4 separate regions of the Mus musculus genome follow, and regions 1, 2 and 4 are each linked to region 3. A link is a loop called in an ENCODE intact Hi-C map of the cell type or tissue named here. Cell type or tissue: heart. All regions are shown on one strand. Region 1 has its middle 36 kb from the start of Gm33897. Region 2 holds the start of Nudt4 (nudix (nucleoside diphosphate linked moiety X)-type motif 4). Region 3 overlaps Btg1 (BTG anti-proliferation factor 1). Region 4 overlaps Gm33782 (a long non-coding RNA gene).

Region 1 (2,500 bases), 130 kb after region 3:
TGCTTTTATCCCATCAACGGAAAAGTCAATAGCATACATATCTTTTAAAAGAGTGAACACATTTGATTTAAGTAAAAGGAGATGCTATTTTGGGAAAGAGGCCTTGGGAGGGCCTGACCCGAATGCTCAGACTGTTCTGACCCTGTGCACTTGTGTACTGCATTTCCCAGTACTTGTCTTCTTTGGCTTGGACAGAAAAAAAAAAATGGTATCCCACAGTCTCAGGCAAGTTACTTTACAAAGGAATGCAGTGACGATAGATATTTTATGATGAAAAATAATTTCCCGTTCTCCAATGACTTTGCCTTATAACTCTAGATGTTCACTAATATGATTATGTATAGTATATACTCATTTAAATATTTTGCATACAAAGGAAGAAACCATTTTCCCTAAACTCTGACTGCCTCCCCCTCTGTTTTTCCAAAGGAATATCAAAGTCAGAATAGAGTGAAGGAACTTGTTAAATTCTCATCCCTAATTACCTAGTCTACAAAATGCTGGCTTTGATTTAGCCCTTTTGATTTGTTACCCCTTATGTTTCAGAGAACTCTTAGAGGGGTGTGAATGAGGCAGGGCGAAGATGAGGTTTAGTTTCTACTGCTTCACTACTAGATGTCCTCCAGTCTGGTTTAGTCAAGGAACGTAGCACAGACACCCCCCCCCCCCCCCCAGGACTCAGACCTCCTCATAGTTCTTAGGGGACTTTATCCTGAGAATTAGAGTAAGTGGCTTAAGAAATCAGTTCAGTAGAGTAAACATACAACGTTCGGATTCTACAAAAGAATTATTCTGTCATAAGACAAGTACATACTCTTTGAAGAGAGTATGGAGACAGGAACATACAGGAAAAGTAAGGGAGAAAGGGCTGAGGATTTCAAATCCAGCCTTACTCGCCTTGCATAAATCACTTCCAGTCTGATCATTCCTCTTATCTATTGAATAAGAAGAGAATAGTCTCTCTCCCATGCGGCAAAGGTTTGCTCAGGTTCTTTCTGGAAAAGCACTGCACAGTAGCTGGTAGCGTGAGTCATCCCAGACAATTATGTCATTGCTGGTGGCAGAATGTGGGAACTGCTTGCTAGCCTTTCCAGGCAAGCAGACTTGACCCTCCACCTCTTCTGGTCTTCCGTAGGATTGTTTTTATTAGTCCTCCTAACGCTAAGCTTACATAATGTTTTGAAGGAACTTGTTGCTTAAGGATATCTTAAATTAATAATATTATTACCAAGAACCAGATTTCATTTCTGCCTATTTTCATAGTGCGTTTACTGGAGCGTTTTTCTTAGTTTGTTGAAATCATTTCTTCTTGTTTCTCTCCTTTTTTCCCCTAAGCTCTTAAAACCAATCAACGTTCACAGGAAACCTGTGTAGCAATGCTTCTTTTTATCACGTTGTTTCTTTTCTGGAATACCCAGGAAAGATGTTATATACAAAACAGTAGCCTTTATGTGGATGCCTTTTTTTTTTTTCTCTAAAAGTCTAGAAACACTTCACATTTGAAGAAGAACGCCTTGCTCTCCTTTTTGAATCTGAGCGAAATCCAAATCTATGGTAATAGGACATTATTAGCTCTTGAGAAAAGTAAACTCTACTTTCAGAGGGGGAGGCAGTGTCTGGCAGGCAGGCAGGCACTTCCTCTTCCTTCCCTTCAGCAGGCATCCCAGGGGACCAGGAGGGCGGGGCGCCCAGGGACCCAAGGGGCGGGGCCGCAGCTTCACCCTTGTTCAGTCTCCCGCAGAGCGAAGCTGTGTTTCCTTCCTCTCCCCTCTCCCATCCCTGCATTGTTCCAGCTGCCAAGCCTTCAGCATTTTCACCCAGTAAGAGGAAGGGAAGGGCAGAATGGCTTTGAAAGAATAACATTTCTTTTTATGCACTTAAATAGAACACCCGACACAAGACATCCCGTGTTCCCTTTCAAGGACGAAAGGCTGCTTGTAGTGACAAGAGAACCATAAAAACCCAGGATTTGCTATTTGGTAGGTGGTGGTGTGGTCACATTCTGCTGATGGTGAACATTACTCGGCCATTTTAAAGGACAGCCTGCTGTCTTCTCCCACACACTGCCGTCCCCCTGTGGGCAGCCACACCTGTCTTTCTGCTGTATTTATGTTTATTATTTTTCACACCGATTCTGAAGTCCATGCTCACTGTCCATGAGTGTGAGTATCTTTGTGTTTTCCTCTCTGTGGAAGACTTGCTCAAAACTCAGAGCCCAGCAGAGGGGCAGCACTCAAGAAGTATTTGTAGCATAAAAAAGATCTGGTTTGCCATTCAGTGCTCTCCTACATACTCAGAGGAAAGTAACTGTTAAAATAAGGTATCAAGAGTTGGGAAGATGGCTTAGTCAGGAAAGTGTATGCTCCACAACCATGAGATAATCTACATAAAACACACACACACACCATATAATTTGAGCCCAGAGACCCATTGTTTTGATTCAGGACCATCTTTCATGTTTTAAATTGAATGAAAATAAGTTCTTAATTTTCTTACATTG
Region 2 (2,500 bases), 1.1 Mb before region 3:
TTAAAAGGTCCTATATTCCGTTCTCTTCTAAGTAGACTCAGCTCAAAGACCTTTCTCTAGAAGTTCCTTCGGGATTTGGGTTTAACACTTAGAAGCTTTCAAATCAACCTTTAAAATAAATAAATAAAAAGCAAAAGCGGTTTAAAGATCCTAACTTTCAAGCACGCGGCTATCTGTTAACCACCACTGAGTGTACGCTGTCATACTTATCATAACTTCAGGGGCTAGCAATAAGGAAGCCATTAGATCCCATCTCCAGTTTTATGCTTGGTGCTTCCCTGGACGCGGCTACAGAAGCAGAACTCAGAACGCTAACTTTTTTTCCTCTATCAGTTCATTTTAGGCGTGGCAGCGCTACAAGATTTCCCCCAGCTACCAAGTGACTGAACTATCCAGAGCAGGATGAAAACGGAATCATTTTAAAACCGAATAGAACTGAAGTGAAATAAAATAGGCTCTCCCAGAGATTACTCCAAAGGTCCCTATCCGTCCAAAGCAGGGCGAAGGGTCGGGTAAAATCACACGCCGCTCCTTCCCAGATGTCAAGTCACACCGCAGAACAGCCTTGAGAAACCAGAAGAGCGAGAGATGGCCGGGCTGAAAAGGGCAACTTCGCCCCGTTCCTGGCCTATCTTGTCCCTTCTGGCGTCATTCCACATCTCTCGCTGGCCATCTTTCGGTCGTCAGAAAAACTTTAAAAGCGGAGTCCGCTTTGCAAAAGGAGGTATCTACGTAATGAAGCCAACAGCTTGCGACCTAATGGGAGGTCTAAAAGGCAGGCTGGCGAACCCCGGAGGCCGATCTCCAGCTCCGGGCGTGGGGGTTGCCGGTGACCCGCAGGCCCGGGCGGTGCAGGGGGGTGCGGGATGAAGCCCGGTCGCCAGCCTTTGTCCCCGCGCTTACCTCGTCCTCCTGCTCGCTGCGGAAGCACAGGCAGGCCGCCCTCTTCTTGAAGCCCTCGCGGTCGTACGTCCGCGTCTGGTTGGGCTTGAACTTCATCCTAGAGCCGGGCTCCTGCAGCCGCTGCTCCGGCCGCCACCGTGGGGACCCGGCCGCCGCCACCCCGCCGGGGAGTCGGGCCGAAGGAAGTCGCGATGCTCGGGCGCCGGTGGGACGGGCGGCGGCGGCGGCACGGACACGGACGGCGAGGCCGGGCGGCCGCCGGGACGCGGGGCGGAACGCGGGTCACTGCAGTCCGGGCGCAGCGGTGGAAGCGCCGCCTCTGCTCCGGCGCCCGCCGCTCTCCATGGAGCCCGCCGCCGCTCGCAGCCACTCCTTGCTTGCACCCGCCGCCGCCGCCGCCGCCGGGGGAAGAGCGCGGCTCGTGGCTCGTGCCACGCGGAGACAGTTGGAAGCGACGGTGCAGACCGGGCAGAGACGCCGAGGATGCGCGCCGCCCCCTTCGCCCGCATTTAAGCGGGGCTCCCGCGCGCGCGCGCCGGCGCGCTCCCTCCTTTGGGCGCGCCAGTGCGCCTGCGCGCCAGGACCGTTGCCGGGCGGGGGTAGGGTGGGGAGCTGGGGGCGCGGCTTCGACCAGCCGGGGGGCGGGGCTCGAGGCCTAAGTCTAGGGCTCCGCCAGCTCTGCCCTGCCCGCGGGCGAGTGCTCCAGAGGCCTTTTTTTTTTGGGGGGGGGGGTGCGCTTTGTACAAGGCCAGGGAAGGGAAGCGAGCAGAGACCTCCTCGTTCTCCGTTTTAGAGGTCCGATAGAGTTCCCTTTAGGGACGGACCCCAGTACTGGGTCCTGGAGCCAAGGTCCCCGGAGCCATGGCAGGACTACTGAAGCATCGCGGTTAGCATTGCTTGTGAAGGCTAGGAAGGTTAAATTCATTGAGTTCTCTCTCTCCTCTCCCCTTCCTTCTCCCTCTCCCCACTTCCTCTGTTTCGATGAGAGTGCTTTTATGTGCTCTTGAAGAGTCAGCTGAGGCTTTGAAGTGGACTATAGCCAGTTGTCTGTGTTGTGGCATCCCCACCTCCGCTGACCCTCCAGAGTGCATTCATGAACACTGGTTATGGCTGTTATTCTGTGTGTATCTCATTCTAAGTAAGGCCATAGCAGTAAATCAGTGGGATGTTTGTTGTCTGGAAGCTTACAGTTTTAGGCACTTGGAACAACTCCCAATATTTCAGTGCTATTGAAGAGCCAAGATAGAAAGTAGGAGACCGGTGGGCAGTGGTGGTGCACGCCTTTAATCCCAGCACTTGGGAGCCAGAGGCAGGCAGATTTCTGAGTTCAAGGCCAACCTGGTCTACAGAGTGAGTTCCAGGACAGCCAGGGCTATACAGAGGAAACTCTGTCTCGAAAACCTAAAACCATAAACCAAAAAAAAAAAAAAAAAAAAGAAAGAAAGAAAGAAAGAAAGAAAGAAAGAAAGAAAAGAAAGAAAAAGAAAAAAAGTAGGAGACCTGACATCACTGGAATTCAAGAAAACCCCTAATCCAAATCAGGTGTGGAATCCCAGGTATGTGATCCCAGCACTTGAGAGCCCAAAACAGAAGGATT
Region 3 (2,500 bases):
GAGGGGGGGGGAGCTGGGCGGCGGGGCGCCGCGACACGCACAACAAAGGATCCGAAGCGGGGCGACGCGGAGCTGCGCCCCGACGGCTACCGGCCGGTCGCGGGGGACAAAAGACCCAGGGCCCGGAGTCCCGTCGGTCTCCTCTGCCGGGTCGCCGCGACCGTTGCGAGAGTCTGCGGCTGAGCCCCTGGGTGGCTTGTCGCCTCTGTGTTTCGGAGCCGGCCCGGGACGGACGTGCCAGGTCTCCGCACCTCCTGTGCCTCTTGCCCATTAATCATCGGATTTGTCACCGGTACAATTACAACCCAACCCAGATCTTGGTTTAAGGTTTCTTGGGTTTTCTTCCCTTTGGGGTTAACTGGCCATAGTGGCGTTGTCTTGCCCCCACCCCCCACCAGTTCCATAAAGTCTATTGTATGGGACCCCGTTGGGGTGGAGAAAGTAAACAGGTTCCCGCCCGCTTGCCTGTGCCATCCAGCTAGTTGGCCATCCAGGGCTGCGCGCGGGATTCCTGTTTTGGCGGCTCAACCGGTCAGTACCCGGACAGTGTTTGCCACAGTGTCTTTGCTTTCTCTATTCTGTCTCACGACAGCGAATTCGGTCCCGGACATTTGTGAAAGTTGGTGGTTTTCATTTTCGCTTCGCTAAGAAGCTAGCAGCAGGAGGAGGAAAGTACGCTACGGTACGGCTGCGTTGACTACCGTCCTGAGCATTGTTTCTCTGTTCTTTTCTTCCACAGAACATTACAAACATCACTGGTTCCCAGAAAAGCCGTGCAAGGGATCAGGTTACCGTTGTATTCGCATCAACCATAAGATGGATCCTCTGATTGGACAGGCAGCCCAGCGGATTGGACTGAGCAGTCAGGAGTTGTTCAGGCTTCTCCCAAGTGAACTCACACTCTGGGTTGACCCCTACGAAGTGTCCTACCGGATTGGAGAGGATGGCTCCATCTGCGTGCTGTACGAAGCCTCACCAGCAGGAGGTAGCACTCAAAACAGCACCAACGTGCAAATGGTAGACAGCAGAATCAGCTGTAAGGAGGAACTTCTCTTGGGCAGAACAAGCCCTTCCAAAAACTACAATATGATGACTGTATCAGGTTAAGATATAGTCTATTGGATGGATCATCTTATAATGGATGGATGAATTTGATTTTTTTTGCTTTGGGTGGGCTCCTCTTGGGGATGGATTATGGAATTTAAACCATGTCACAGCTGTGAAGATCTGGCACAAGATAGAGTGGTAATAATTTTTTTATTTCTTTCTTTTTTTTTTTTTTTAATTTAGTGACAGTGCCATAGTTTGGACAGTACCTTTCAGTGATTTAAATAGCCTGTGAGTCCAAGGAAAGGATCACTTTATTTGCTAGGGAGTGAAGTCGAAGGGTGGTTTCAGTTTCTCCCAGACCTTATACCCAATTTGTCACAGCAGTCCCTTTAAGGAAATTCTGTCTTTCAAAGAACCCTCTTTCGCAGTCAACCTTGCAGGGGAATTTGCACTATTACACTTGAAAGTTCTCAGTAACTTTTTTGGCAGCTCAATAGGAAAGCTCAATGTTTTAAGCATGGTAGTACTGGAAAAATTTTTACACGGAGACTTTTACCTAGCACTTAAAATGTATAAATGTACATAAAGACAAACTTAGTACGCATGACCTGGGGGAAATGGTCAGACCTTGTGTTTTTGGCGTTGAGAGTAGGGAGCGACCAGGCTCTGCCATGGCAGCAGGCTTTGAAAAGACCCTTCAAAAAGACACTGTCTCAACTGTGGTTGTTAGCACCAGCCAGCTCTCTGTACATTTGCTAGCTTGTAGTTTTCTAAGACTGAGTGGAGTAAACTTCTTATTTTTAGAAAGTGGAGGTCTGGTTTGTAACTTTCCTTGTACTCAATTGGGTAAGAGTCTTTCCCACAAACCACCATCTATTTTGTGAACTTTGTTAGTCATCTTTTATTTGGTAAATTATGAACTGGTGTAAATTTGTACAGTTCATGTATATTGATTGTGGCAAAGTTGTACAGATTTCTATATTTTGGATGAGAAATTTTTCTTCTCTCTATAATAAATTGTTTCTTATCTTGGCATTTTAATCAATCTCTTGTCATGATTACAGAGGTTCAGCTACAAAATATTTTTCTCAGACGTCTTAGATTTGTAAGCTGTGTGGATGTCACTTGCACACTGGTCACACAAACACATTGGGAGAGGTGTAATTAGAAACTAATCAGAAGGAACTAGAGGAAGGCTTTTAGATTTTTTAACTCAGGTTAAAAGCATGGACACATTCACAAGCTAATGATCTCATGAGGATAAAGACAGAGGTAACATCTTCCAAAAGTGGCGATGCCCAAAGGATCCCAGTCACTGCTTCCTGGGGAAGTGAAGATAACAATCCTCTCTGGCCCTCCTTTGAGAAACAGTTCTTTTGCCCCCTTGGATTTGTTCCTTTAGAAAATCCTGGGGCAGGTGACCTATAGCCTTAAAGAACAGGCTTATCAC
Region 4 (2,500 bases), 290 kb before region 3:
CAAATAAACCCTTTCCTCCCCGAGTTGCTTTTGGTGGTAGTGTTTCACCAAAGCAAGATTAACTCTAAGGCAACTGTCTTATCACTTCTCACAGGGGCTCTAGGCATCCAAACTCAAGTCCGCTTGCTTGTATAGCAAGCACTTTAACAACTAAGCCATCTCCCCAGCCAGCACTTTAACAACTAAGCCATCTCCCCAGCCCCGTGCACTGGGATTTTTTTAAACACTCGCGCATTCTAGACTGCTCATTCCCTTCTGTTTAAAGGAATAGCTCCATTATCAGAAAACAATAATTCAACTCTTATGAAATCCCATCCATGGACATGTTAAAGAGATGTGGAAAGGGCTTTGTTCAAGTTACACACACATTTTTACCTGCCCGCTATCACTTTAAAACTTGGATGGATCTTCATTTAAAGAAAAGGGAAGTCCTGATAAAAATGGTAGTGTGCAGTGCCTCTTAAAACACTAGCACTTCAGGACCTTGTCACTGGCTTATCTGAGGGACAAAGAGCTGGTGCAGACTCTTTAGAAGGGGCTATAAGCTTTCTGGTTCTCCACAGACCCTTCCAGTCCTCAGCCTGTTCCCTACCAGGCAGCACTCTGGATATCTGTTTTTGACTCAGTTCACAGAAGTCTGTCAAAGCTCAGGTTCCTTTGTCTCTTCCGTATCCCACACAGGAGATTCAGCATGTGCCAAAGAGCTGCCTTTGACCTGAACGCTCATGCCATCCCTTCACGTCTCTGGTATTGGAAAGGTTATCAGGTTCCTCTCTGAATTCTACTCCAGCTCCTTTCCCCCACCCCAGAGGCTTTGTTCTGTGCTTTTGCTTTAAGAATGAAGACAAAGCCTGACGATACATCTATTCTCCTAAGACTCTAGTTCCTCAAGGCTGAGTGCCAGCTCCCTGATTTGTTTCCCGTCCAGAGCTGCGAATACAGAGACCGCCAACAGGGCAAGGCCATTTTGCTAATGACCTTCGTAGGGCTGACTGCACAGCCAGTCAACAGCAGATCTGAAAATAGAACTCAGGACTTTCAAATCATTGTTCTGCTTGCTGGGCTGTATTTCCTCCCATAAGGGCCTGGTTAAGCAACGTCCTGTTTTGCACAAGCAGAAGTCACAATACACATATGAGAAACTGGACTGGACACAAGGATCACAAGACCGCACCCACCCTTAGGAAAGATGGCTCTGTAGCATGAAGCAGTGCGATTTGTTTCTAGTCCTGCCGGTTTGGGTTGCAAGCGGGCTCACAGCTGGTCAAATCATTGACTTTGCAGTATGTGGTGTTTTAGGAATTTTCAGAGTGCCAAGTGTCAGGTATTTGCCTGACAACACACCAAAAAGACATTTATGCAAGTGACAGAACAGTGTCGTAAGGTGGCCACCAGCTTGGGAATCACTGTGTTTGTGGTGCAAGTGCCATGGGAGAACCAGAAGCTTGGTGGCAGATCATTCTTTTAGGGTATTCCTTGTGGCCTGTAGAGGGCAGATTGAAATCGCAGAGATGCCCCTAGGCACTGTAGTCATCCTGGACTTGGAGGCTGAGGCAAGAGGACCTCGTGATCAAGACCAGGCAGTTCCTTTATTACCTCGAGCTGCCTTAAGGGAAGGAAATGGGGTGGGGGTGGGGGACGACGAAACAGAACAAAACAAACAAACAAAATGACTGGAATTGTCAAAAGTCAATCAATAAGGGAGTTTTATTTGGGAGCTGACAGCAGGATTACGTACAGTCCAGAACACAGGTATACAGGTGGCCACTTGCATGTCCTGAGAACAAAGGAAAGCCTGGGGGGTTTTAGCAAGCAGAGAAATCTACACATGAACATACCTGGTCCTTCTCACTGCCTGTGGGAATGGCAAGGTCTGATGGATGGGTGGGGCAGTGGGTAAAGCTAGTTTGAAGATTGTAGTTGGCAGTTACGCTGTTAGCTACTAAATAAATCAAGTCTTGAACATGCCCAGGGTGTTCCTTTGGACTGTTTCTGGAAGATTGGATCTGGAGCAGGCATGTATTGGTATGATTTCCCTTCCTTGCCTCCAGCCCCCGCCCCCCTCCACCTTAGTGGGGTGTGGTAGGAATGCTTACAGAAGGTTGGGGGGTGGTTTACACTTCCTGATGTTCCTTCAAATTGTTGAGACCTCTCTGTTCCATGCTAGCCCACGTAGAGGGCTTGCTAGCCCTTCAGTGATCTTCAGTGTGTTCTTGGAGAGCAGAGCCTGAGGATGCTAGCTGTTTTTGCCTCTCAGTCAAGCTCCTGGCCGCTCCGCAGGACATAACAGAGTGGATTCCAGGACCCTGAACTAGCTGTAGTACGTGAGCCCTGGATCTATGTCTCACACCTGCCAGACTTGAATCGAATGGCTTTGTGTCTTTGCGTCTGTTTGTTAGTCTGTAAGACAGGCGCGGCAACAGCTGGTAAGACCTCGGAGTCATTATGAAATTGAAATGAGTTGTTATTCATGGATTGCTTCAAAAGATTCTAGACAAAG

The links. A loop is a pair of places that touch in the nucleus more often than their neighbours do. Peaks named below come from ENCODE experiments on the same cell type or tissue, not always from the same donor. Only the 100,000 strongest peaks of a DNase experiment are listed, where the experiment ranks them.
Region 1: a loop joins it to region 3, with 3 times the contacts of the local background. A loop is called at or near these places in 6 of 42 quality-filtered maps.
Region 2: a loop joins it to region 3, with 7 times the contacts of the local background. A loop is called at or near these places in 2 of 42 quality-filtered maps.
Region 4: it touches region 3 in a loop (2.8-fold over the local background); 13 of 42 quality-filtered maps call a loop at or near these places.

What each region holds. Positions count from the first base shown.
Region 1 is chr10:96,750,037-96,752,536 of GRCm38, forward strand. No RefSeq gene overlaps it. Among named protein-coding and RNA genes, the nearest start is that of Gm33897, 36 kb to the left of the region's middle. In heart, a CTCF peak has its summit at 1,054; DNase peaks (open chromatin) are centred at 1,055 and 1,695; H3K4me3 peaks cover 813 bases; H3K27ac peaks cover 1,769 bases.
Region 2 is chr10:95,562,759-95,565,258 of GRCm38, forward strand. Nudt4 (nudix (nucleoside diphosphate linked moiety X)-type motif 4) reads right to left here and starts at 1,388. Exons shown (of 5, transcript NM_027722.5): 1 at 904-1,388. The coding sequence starts at 999. In heart, a CTCF peak has its summit at 1,347; DNase peaks (open chromatin) are centred at 903 and 1,493; H3K4me3 peaks cover 2,181 bases; H3K27ac peaks cover 2,300 bases.
Region 3 is chr10:96,617,537-96,620,036 of GRCm38, forward strand. It overlaps Btg1 (BTG anti-proliferation factor 1), which reads left to right. Exons shown (of 2, transcript NM_007569.2): 2 at 740-2,500. The coding sequence ends at 1,107. Among named protein-coding and RNA genes, the nearest start is that of Btg1, 1.8 kb to the left of the region's middle. In heart, a CTCF peak has its summit at 989 (motif pointing right); DNase peaks (open chromatin) are centred at 215, 375 and 945; H3K4me3 peaks cover 2,069 bases; H3K27ac peaks cover 1,249 bases.
Region 4 is chr10:96,331,935-96,334,434 of GRCm38, forward strand. All of the region lies in intron 2 of Gm33782 (a long non-coding RNA gene), which reads left to right. Among named protein-coding and RNA genes, the nearest start is that of Gm33782, 24 kb to the left of the region's middle. In heart, CTCF peaks have their summits at 936 and 1,482 (motif pointing right); DNase peaks (open chromatin) are centred at 1,057 and 1,497.